2 separate regions of the Homo sapiens genome follow, and region 2 is linked to region 1. Evidence: read pairs that join two places in POLR2A ChIA-PET (ENCODE). Cell type or tissue: MCF 10A. All regions are shown on one strand.

Region 1 (5,000 bases):
TGTGAACCTGAATTTTTTCATCAATAAGTTCAGGATAGTAAGAATACCTGCTGCATATATTCTGTGATGATGAAATATAACAGTAAAAGTGAAAGTACTTTGAGAGCATCAAAGAGCCACTAACAGTTTATTATTTATGGCACTAAATAATGCCCCACTCAGACCTTTGGTAGGAGGATAAAGTAGGTAGTAGGAAAATATAATAAAAGACTGAGGTACCCAAGATGAGGAAAGAGGAGATTGCCACAGGCTCTTGTCCTGAACTCTTGTTTTATAAACTTTGCTCTCTATTCTTTAGAATTCCTAAAACCAAGATTTTCTGCATGTCAGATCCAGGAACTTTGCTTTCCTTATGGCATAAAAGCTAGCCAAAAGAATCACTGTGAAGGTTCTCATCAACCAGAGTAGATAATTGGTTATGGGGTATGAAGGATGGCTACTGATACTCAGTAGACAGGATTCTAAAATTATATTAACTTTTTCCTAGAACTTTATCAAAGTGACAGTTTTATATGTATCTCTGTGTACAAGAATTTGAAGCTAGCTAAAATCTAAATCTGAAAATATCTTCTATAAAAGAGAGGACTTTGTAGTTTTTTTTTCTTTCTCTCTCAGTGATGAAAAACTGGATAGAACCATAAACACTTCAAAGGATGAGAAATCCACATGGGCTGGAGTCCTAGCCAGAGTCCTTGCCAAGATCACTTTCCTCAGAGGATTTTCATGCTCTTCCTTTCTTTGGGGAATCAAATTTCCCAGCCACCTCAGCCCAAGACGTGCTGTAGTTACATGTACTCACTTTGTGGCTTTATATTAAGAGGTAAAATGAGGAGTGGTAATGCTAAAAGGCAGTGGGTATGGAGAGATTTCCTTTGGATGTGCTTTCACTTGGGTTATACCAGGTACTTGGAATTCTGTGTTTTACTTTTGGATAAAATAATTCTTTGCCAAAATGTTTTCTTCACTAGCGTGAAGCCATCTAGCTGAATCAAAATGGAGCTGCTGCCTGCCTACAGATTTTTTATGTGGGTGAACATTATTGTTTTTTAGAGAGGTGAGAATATTTATTTCCTTCCATTTTCATTCTTCAGAGATTATTCTATCACTTTGGATTCAGCACAGGTTACCCAGCAATTACTACTCACTCTTCTTGGGTTCAAATAAATGAGTTTGGTCCAACGTTTCCTGTATTTTAAAATGGAGGCAGTTCATGACGATCAGGATTTGGGGAGGAAGTGGATTTAATTAGACAAGGAAGAGGGTAGGAGACTGGACACCATTTGGGGCTATTTTCAGCTAGTTGAGCCAAATTGTTATTGACCTAAAGCTGACAGTTTTTCTGTGGCCTGCACAATGTGAATTTAGTGAGCTCAGCCAATTCTCAGAGGACAAGCTCTTATATTTCTAGACATACCAGCAGTGGTTCCCGACATTTAGATTTCATGGACAAGTACAATTAAAAATAAAAGAAGTATGGAGATAGAGAGAAGCCAAAAAATCTTAGGAAAAGGTCAGCCCTTTAAATGGAATACTTTCAAATATATGAAAGAAAAAAAAAAAACCTCACTTCAATGTGCTCGATTTTCTCATTTTTTTCCTGGCCAGTGAAAACTAGATCCTGGGACAGCACTGGACACACACAGATGTTTGAGAACTACTGTTCCCAATCTATGAATGAGGCTGTAACTTTTCAACCTGCAAATTCACTTCAGATATTTAAGAAGAACCTTCTAAGTGAAAATATGAAAGTGAACAAAAGCTTTCCTTTTTAAATACACTTGTGTAACCAATTGTTTGGAACAAGTCACCAATGATGCCTTACTTCAGTTCACTATTCTTTCAAATAAAAGATGTATTTGTGAAATTATAATCATTCAAATAGCCATTTTGAGGGCTATGTTTTTTTTTTTTTTCAGTCACAAATCTAAGTGACCCTGAGAATTGTAAAAAGATACTATGGAAATATCAATAGTGTTTTTATGTTTTGAGCCAATGATTTTAAACTTCCACTTGCTAAAAAAAATCAAGAAAGATGAAGTATGAAAACAAGCACGTAGATCTTTCTTTTGTATTACATGTGTGTAACTAAGAAGCCAGTACTCAGATAAATGGCTACAATCTTAATAGCTCGCTCCTGGAAAGCCAAAACTGCATTTCTCTTTTGTCAGGACTGGAAGCATGTAAATTGATTGCCCAATTAAGGAAAGGTTGACTGAAGGTGAGTAAGGTTTCAATGTTCCTGACTTAATTGCTCAACAAGCTTTATTAAGGGGCTAAATGGAGCAGCAAGGGAGTGGCTGGAGTGCAAGGGACTGCTTCTCACCGAGTATTATTGGACGGCTGCCAAAGACAGTTAAAAAATAAAATAAAATAAAGCTGCTCAAGCGTCTTATGCCATGAAGAACAAGATTCTTCATGTTGGGGCTCGCAGTTTTAGTTATAGCAAACTGATTACAACATACATAATTTCTAGTTACAGATAAGGGGCCATTTGCACAGCATCTAGTAGTTTTCATATAATCTTGCCCTGGATTCTGTAAGTTAATAGAGGTAATATATTATTATGGAAAAAGATGGAATCTGGCAAAGATCTCAGGCACTGAAGGAACCAGCTGTTCCGTAGCAATGTGATTTTGCACGCTTCTTGGGGCCTGGCATTCTTAAACTTCCACCAGCGTTAATTCTTACTGGTGAGTTTTCGCTCTACTGGGCCTGCTTATGCAACTCAGTGGCCCAAAAGTCTGATGTCACAGCCTAATGCTGCGTGTCCTCTGCCAAGAGTCTTTTCTGTGGGCACACATTTCTGATGAGAATCTACCCTGTTTTGACTCTTGACTGCATCAGTCTCTGGCAATTACCCTTGTGAAAATAACTCCTTTTTCAAGCATGCAATGTGTCTGGCTTTTATCCAATGGTTTAATCACAAACTCTCTGTGACAGCTTTACCTTGAGCAGCCCCTTAGGGAATTCAGAAGAGCTAGGGTTGCATTTGGACTCTCTAACTACAACATTCTTTTGGCTTTTATGCTGGCCTCAGATCTGGTCTAAACAATGATTTTGTACTTGCTGAGCAGAGTTTTTCACTACTTTGTTCCATGAATTCAAAGGAAGCATGGAAAATGGCACAGATAAGATCATCTTAATGTTAATAGGGGCGCTTATTGTGGGCTTACTATGTGACAGATACTGTGCTAGAAAATTTACAATATGCTATCCAGTCTAATTATTCCTTACAACCATTCTATGGGATGACTATTATTATTCCCACTTTCTGGTTGCGGACACTGAGACTGAAGGAGATTAAGGAAACCTGCCCAATGTCACTTAGCTTTTAAGTAGCAGAGGCAGGATTCCAACCAAGGTCAGTCTGAGTCCAGAGCCATGTTCCTACCTCCTTGCAAATTCTCCTAGACAATACATTTGTCCTTGGGCCTTGTGGGGGAATTGTGGAACAGAAGAACAGGCATTAACACACAGAGAGAGACACACACAGACACACACACACAGACTCCAGAGTCTAGCTTTGCTTCCCATCAGACATGGGACTAGTGCTCATAGAGCTGACTGGGGATATCTCTACCTGCCTAGGACACCAAATCTCTGTAAAAGACAGCCCGCTTCCTGAAGCCTCGTCTAGTGGAGGGAGGTTCTGACATACTGTTTTGTTCAGGCTGGTCCTCCACCCCAAGAATGGAGCTCTGCTTCCTACCCTACCTACCTAAGGACTACTCTCCAAAGGAGTACAAGAACCCAAGCCAGTTCACTGCAAGGCAGGTTATGCTGGATGCCTTTTTGGGCAGGATGTAAGGCCTGTTTCCTACCTTATTTCCATTTTGTGTGGTGGTCTGATATAAGGCTTTGCTTGTGGGCAGTGTTGTAGCACTGGTTATAGCTGAAACTGCCCCATGAGGACAGGCTCCTTCATCAGTTAACCCACTTACCATAGAAGTTGGACCCTCCTTACCAAATTTGTCTCTAGTAAACGGTGTTATGAGGTTCTAGCCTAGATTTAATAAATTTACATCGTATGCTTCCCCACCCCCAACAAAGTTGGGAAAATTGAAAAAAAAAAATAGTCACTTTCACAGTATTATTTTGAGAACTGAAAAGTACGAAGTAATACAAAATTAATAGAAATTTCAAAATGACAAGCATTTTGATATGTCCTTCTAAAATACTGATAAAGAGAATTCTTCTTTCTGAAAGCAACTGGGTTCTGAAGAGACAGGGTGTGTTGAAATTTCCTATGCTTTTAAATGGTTCTGGAATTCTACTTGATTGTTGGGGATTTGGGGTATCATTTGGAAAGCAAGATAACCCAAGAGCAAAAAACAGTCTTTTGGAATTATCCTAATATCTGCTGAATTCTCTTTAGCTTCGATGATAATGAAGGTGAACTGGGCAAAAAGAGTTTGCTTTGAAGTCTCCTTTAATAAAAGCCAAATCATTTTGTTTTAGAGAGACGTTGGAAAGATAGGTATTCTGTTAGCTAAATTTCCTCTATTGAGTTTCCCTTTAAGAAATAATCTAGAAGATCTTAAGATCATCTGATTATTTGCTGAAATCAAATTATGATAACTGGGGAACCCCTTAGATATGACTTTCTACCTGTTTGGTACCAGACAGTGGGTTGCTCGGCGAGGAAAGCATACTTACAGATTGCAGTTCATGATTGCATTGTTCTAAATCATGGATGATGCTACAGATGATAGTCTGTCTACTGCAATTCGGCCTGGGGTTAATTGATATTGAGAGAGGATGTTTTAGCCTCAAATTCTGCTCAGTTCCTGTATTTGGCATGAAACTTTCACTTTCTCTGGAAAACAGTCCTTAACTTAGAAGGAATTGTTGATCTAGAGCTGAAGACAAGGCAGTTTAAAAGCTTCATCCATGTCCCTACAAAGGACATGAACTCATCCTTTTTTATGGCTGCATAGTATTCCATGGTGTATATGTGCCACATTTTCTTAATCCAGTCTATCATTGTTGGACATTTGGGT
Region 2 (5,000 bases), 100 kb after region 1:
ATGAGATATCCTGGGGACGAGACCCAAGTGCAAACTTGAAATTCATTTGTTTCATATACACCTTACAAACATACCCTAAAGGCAATTTTACATAATATTTTAAATAATTTTGTGCATAAGACAAAGTTTTCACTGCATTTTGACTGTGACCTATCACAGGAGGTTAGATGTAAAATGTTCTACTTGGGCATCGTGTCAGTGCTCAGAGTTTTAAGTTTTGGACTTTTGTGGGTTTTGGACTTTTTAAAATGTGTTTATTTATTTATTTATTGAGATGAAATCTCACTCTGTCACCCAGGCTGGAGTGTAGTGATGAGATCTCTGCTCACTGCAACCTCCGCCTCCCAGATTCAAGAGAATCTCCTGCTTCGGCCTCCCGAGTACCTGGAATTACAGGCACATGCCACCATGCCCAGCTAATTTTTATATTTTCAGTGGAGATGGGGTTTCACTATGTTGGCCAGGCTGGTCTTGAACTCCTAACCTTAGATGATCCACCTAACTCAACCTCCCAAAGTGCTGGGATTACAGGCGTGAGCCACTGTGCCCAGCCAGGGTTTTGGATTTTTGGATTAGGGATGCTCAACCTGTAATATTGTATTATATATATGGGATTTTTGCTAAAAGAGTGGATTCTAGGTGCTCTTGCCACAAAAAAGAAGTGACCACGTGAGATGATGGATATATTAATTTTCTTGACTCTAGTAACCATTTTACCACGCATATGTATACCAAAACATCACGTTGCACACCTTAAATACATATAATTTTTAAAGCGGAGAAAGTGTTAAGCCTAAGGTCAACAATGGTTCTATAATTCCGGGCCAGCTAGTCCCATAACTGACTGTGTCTGTTTACCCACTTGGGGTTCTTGGATCCTCAGGGTTCATAGATGATAGTGATAAGGATCTAAGAACTAACATGGATCTATATTTCAAAAGGCCTCAAACAGGCTAAACAGGTTAACTAAATGGTGAGGTATCCATACTGTTAGCAAGGCTTCATTAACTTGATGTGATAATCCTAAATTTGATTGGCAATTTTATATACCTTTGAGTAATAAAAATGGGAAATGAATTAATATATTAAAGTCAACACTCAAAACTCATTAAATAGTATACTTAATATCTGGACACTGCATTGCATATAATTTATACTTTAATTAAAATAAAAAATTAAAGCCGATCATCAAAATCTTTGAAAATCTGGGGCTTTTGGAAGGTGGGGAATAATAAAAATGGCCTTTGGTAGTGAAAAACCTGGGAAGCTAGTAAGTGGTCTCAGAAAAATAAGTGGTTTTACTCTCTTCTTGCCCAAGACTAATGGTTTAACCTGTGCTTAAGGTCCTGGCTCTTCTGCTAGGACCTTGTTTCTCTACTTCCTCTCTCTGCCTTCCCTTCTTGACATCCATCATCCTCAGAGCTCTTTATCTGGAACATAACTCTGTCTAGAACCTTGAACTATCATCACACCCCTCTCTTTACTGCTAGCAGTCTCTAAACTACTTGCTCCTGCCACCACTCCCCTGAAATCATGCCTGATTAGGAAATTCTGGCTCCACCACTTAGAAGCTGTGTAGCCCCAGGAAAGAAGGTTAACTTCTCTTTGCCTTAGTTTCCTCATCTGTAAAATGGACTTAAAGCAATACCCATCTGATACAGTCATAAAGATTCCATGACTTGGTCCATGTGCAGCACTTAGAACAGCGTCTGGCCCGGGTTTTGTAAATTATTGTGACCATTGTTCCTGTTTTCTGACTTCTCCCAAATAACTCCACACTGCATCCTCCCAAGACCTTCTTGGTCTCCTCTGCCAGATCCCTCCTCCTCCCAACTTTCTGTGTAGAAGTAGCTCTTTGGGCCTCGACTCTTCTTGCTCCACATATTCCAAATTCTTTCCTTTTTAGGGCTTCAGGGCTGTAGTGTCAAGTTTCATTCTACAAAGGCATCTTTCAGATCTTTCTTCCCAGTCTTTTTCACTTTATAAAACTAGAATTCCTTTGCGTTATGAAATAGGATCTCCCTCATAAATACAACTTGATCATGATCATGCCACTTAACATGTCACATGTTTCTTCATCTGTAAAATGAGAGGGCATGAAAGAGAGGTTATCTCTCAGGTTCTTTCCTTCTCAGAAACATTTCCATAAATTCTTTTCAGACTCCTGCTGCCTTCTGGACTGCTCCATTAGGATGTTTATCATTACCTCAGATTCCACATGCCTGAAGCAGAACGCATCACCTGACCTCACATGCCAGCATTCTATTTCTGTTAAAGATATAATGCACCTTCTCCTTGTCACTCAGACTTGAAACTTGAGTATGGCTTTCATACAACCTCATATCTAATCAGTTGCCAAGTCCTGCCAACATTCCTTCACAAAATCCTTTTCCTTTCCCTTATTCCTTACAGTTTCACAGCCTGAACTTTGCCACAGTCACTCTCCGCCACGCTACCTCCTGCTTCTTGCCCTCTCCCACCTATAGAGGCAGATTCTTCCTGAAAAGACAGTCTTGCACATTCCTCTTTCTGCCTTGCCAATCATAACTGTTCCCTCTACAGGATGAGGTCTAATCTCTAGAACCTCAGACAGCTTTCTCTTTAATTTATGCTCCCACTATATTCCTTCTAATTTTCCATTCCTGCAATGGGTCTACTCTTATGCAGTTTTCTGCTTTGTTCACACCATCCCCCTGATCCTGGACACACCCTCTCCACCTTCCCATGAAGCCTATGCTAACTTAAGTATGACCTTTCTTTCAAAGCCCAGCTTGCTTGCTTTTTTAAAAAATTCAAGCCAACTCTTCTGTGATGCCTTTCTCCAATGACCAACGCAGGCATTGCCAAATACCTCCTGGGGGCAGGGAGAGGGACATAATTGTTCCAGTTGAGAACCTGCTTGACTGTTTACCTGTGATGAATTCTTACAGCAGTTTCGTGTAGATTACTCACTGGCTTATAGCAAGGGGGCTCATATTTCAGTAATCTTTTTATTTACAATTTCAATTCCTTGGGGACAAGGACCATACATCTCAAAGGTCTAGTATATGGTGACAGTAAACACATGTTAACAATAAAAATGAGGACTAAATTTAAAAAGAAAGCTATGATCACCTGCCTGCAGACAATATATTCAGTGAGCATCACAAACACCATCTTCCCATGGAAAACAAAACAAAAATGGGAACATGAAGCAATGTGGATAGCCCTACCTCATAGTTTTCATTAAGTTTACCACCTGATCTCCTTTACATTTGATCTGGGCGTGTGGGATTTATGTAAAAATGCATTTAGTATTGTAAAGAACTATATAAACGGAAGGTATTTATCATTACTGTCCCAGCCACTATGCTTGGAATGTTTAAGAATTCTTGGCATGATTTCTAAAAGTCCAGAGAAGGAGTTGTATTAAAGAAGTGGTTCTCAACTGGGGACAATTGTGTCCCTCTCCCTGCCCCCAGGAGGTATTTGGCAATGCCTGGAGACATTTTGGGTTGCAGTAAGTGAGGGGGTGCTGCAGGCATCTAGTTGAGAAAGACCAGGGATGCTGGTAAACATCATACAATGCACAGGACAGCCACACACAACAAAGAGCTGTCTGGCCCCAAATGCCAGTAGTGTGAAGGGCAAGAAGCCCTGTGTTACAGAAGCTCACAGGGGATGAGTATGGACCCCCTCTTTGTGGGGCATGGAGATGAACCGCTAACTTCCTTGGACAAATTGCCCAGTGCATCCTATCTTAACAGGATCCCAAAACCTGCTCTTAATCGTTCCATAATTCCTCTTGTCTTCAAGTTCCCATATGATCTTTTAAATGTCTGTTATCAACATGACCAGCTTATGATGTTGGTAACTAACCTATCTATATCAGAAATTTTGAAACAATTCCAATTTATTCAAGACAGAAAAAATAAACTCTAAAGTTAATGAAGTCAACCTATAACTGGATATAGGAGGACAGACTGTATATTACATTTAAAAAAAAAACACCAAAAGAATTGAATCTTAATTAATTAGAACAGTGAGTGTATATGAGTAGTGTGAATACCAACAAAATTAAAAATATTTCTTGTCAATTGAAAATTAATGGATTTAAATAATTACTAAAAACTCATGCAGTTGAAAACAGCCTGGAATATTTCAGCCCTTGAGAAAAATCTCTTTATTTGCATATATGTTTTTTGTTCTAAAGATATTTCTGATCAAGGATTGCTATTGTACTAAAAAAGATGGATACAGTTTTGTGTGTTTGTTTTTAAGCCCTAGCTAAGTTATGACTCCTAACAAAATACTCAAGGAAAAACAGAAATAATAAGAACTTTAAAGCATCACAAAGTGCTGCATATAAAGAGGATCATTTATAAAAAGAAATCTTAAAAATAGACTTTTATTTGAAAAGAGAAAATGTAATAAAAGACACTATATAATTCAATACCAGATGATGGTTACAGTCTCAGAACAATTCCTTTCTCCTCTCTGGGTCTCTGTCTCCTCACCTTAAAATAAGAAGATTGGATTAATGGCTGCTCTCTCAAAGACCTCTCCCAGTTCTCTGAATTAATGATTCTATACACTATTTCTTAATGAATCACTTCCAAAGATAAGAAGGTGGACTTGTAGACAAATCTCTTGAATAGTTGCCTTTGTAGGCCAATAGGCCTCAGTTCTAACAGGACATTGGAACAAACTGGGGAGCTTTAAAAAAATAAAAGTGATAAGGGGACACTACACACACAACAGTCTCTGACTTAATTGGTATAGGACAGGATCCAAGCATGGTTATTTTAAACGCTCTCCAGAGGAGAGCATTCTTATGTGCAGCCAATGTTAAGATCCCCAGATTGAGAATAAAAGTTAAAACAAAAGAAGCTAGTGCTCAGGTAGGTAAGATAAATGGGCAAAGCAGACTGGGCATAAGGAACTAGAGAACACATGTCCCATCTATTTCCCTCCAACTAGTGGCAGGAATGAGCCTGGTCTTTTTATTTTTATGTTTTTCA

The links. Peaks named below come from ENCODE experiments on the same cell type or tissue, not always from the same donor. Only the 100,000 strongest peaks of a DNase experiment are listed, where the experiment ranks them.
Region 2: POLR2A ChIA-PET joins it to region 1 with 12 read pairs; 12 of 35 experiments call an interaction of 5 or more read pairs at or near these places.

What each region holds. Positions count from the first base shown.
Region 1 is chr12:46,157,991-46,162,990 of GRCh38, forward strand. No RefSeq gene overlaps it. Among named protein-coding and RNA genes, the nearest start is that of SLC38A1, 110 kb to the right of the region's middle. In MCF 10A, no CTCF peak of the experiment used is centred here; DNase peaks (open chromatin) are centred at 2,231 and 2,831.
Region 2 is chr12:46,258,401-46,263,400 of GRCh38, forward strand. The region is part of intron 1 of SLC38A1 (solute carrier family 38 member 1); the gene reads right to left. Among named protein-coding and RNA genes, the nearest start is that of SLC38A1, 8.1 kb to the right of the region's middle. In MCF 10A, a CTCF peak has its summit at 4,927; a DNase peak (open chromatin) is centred at 2,861.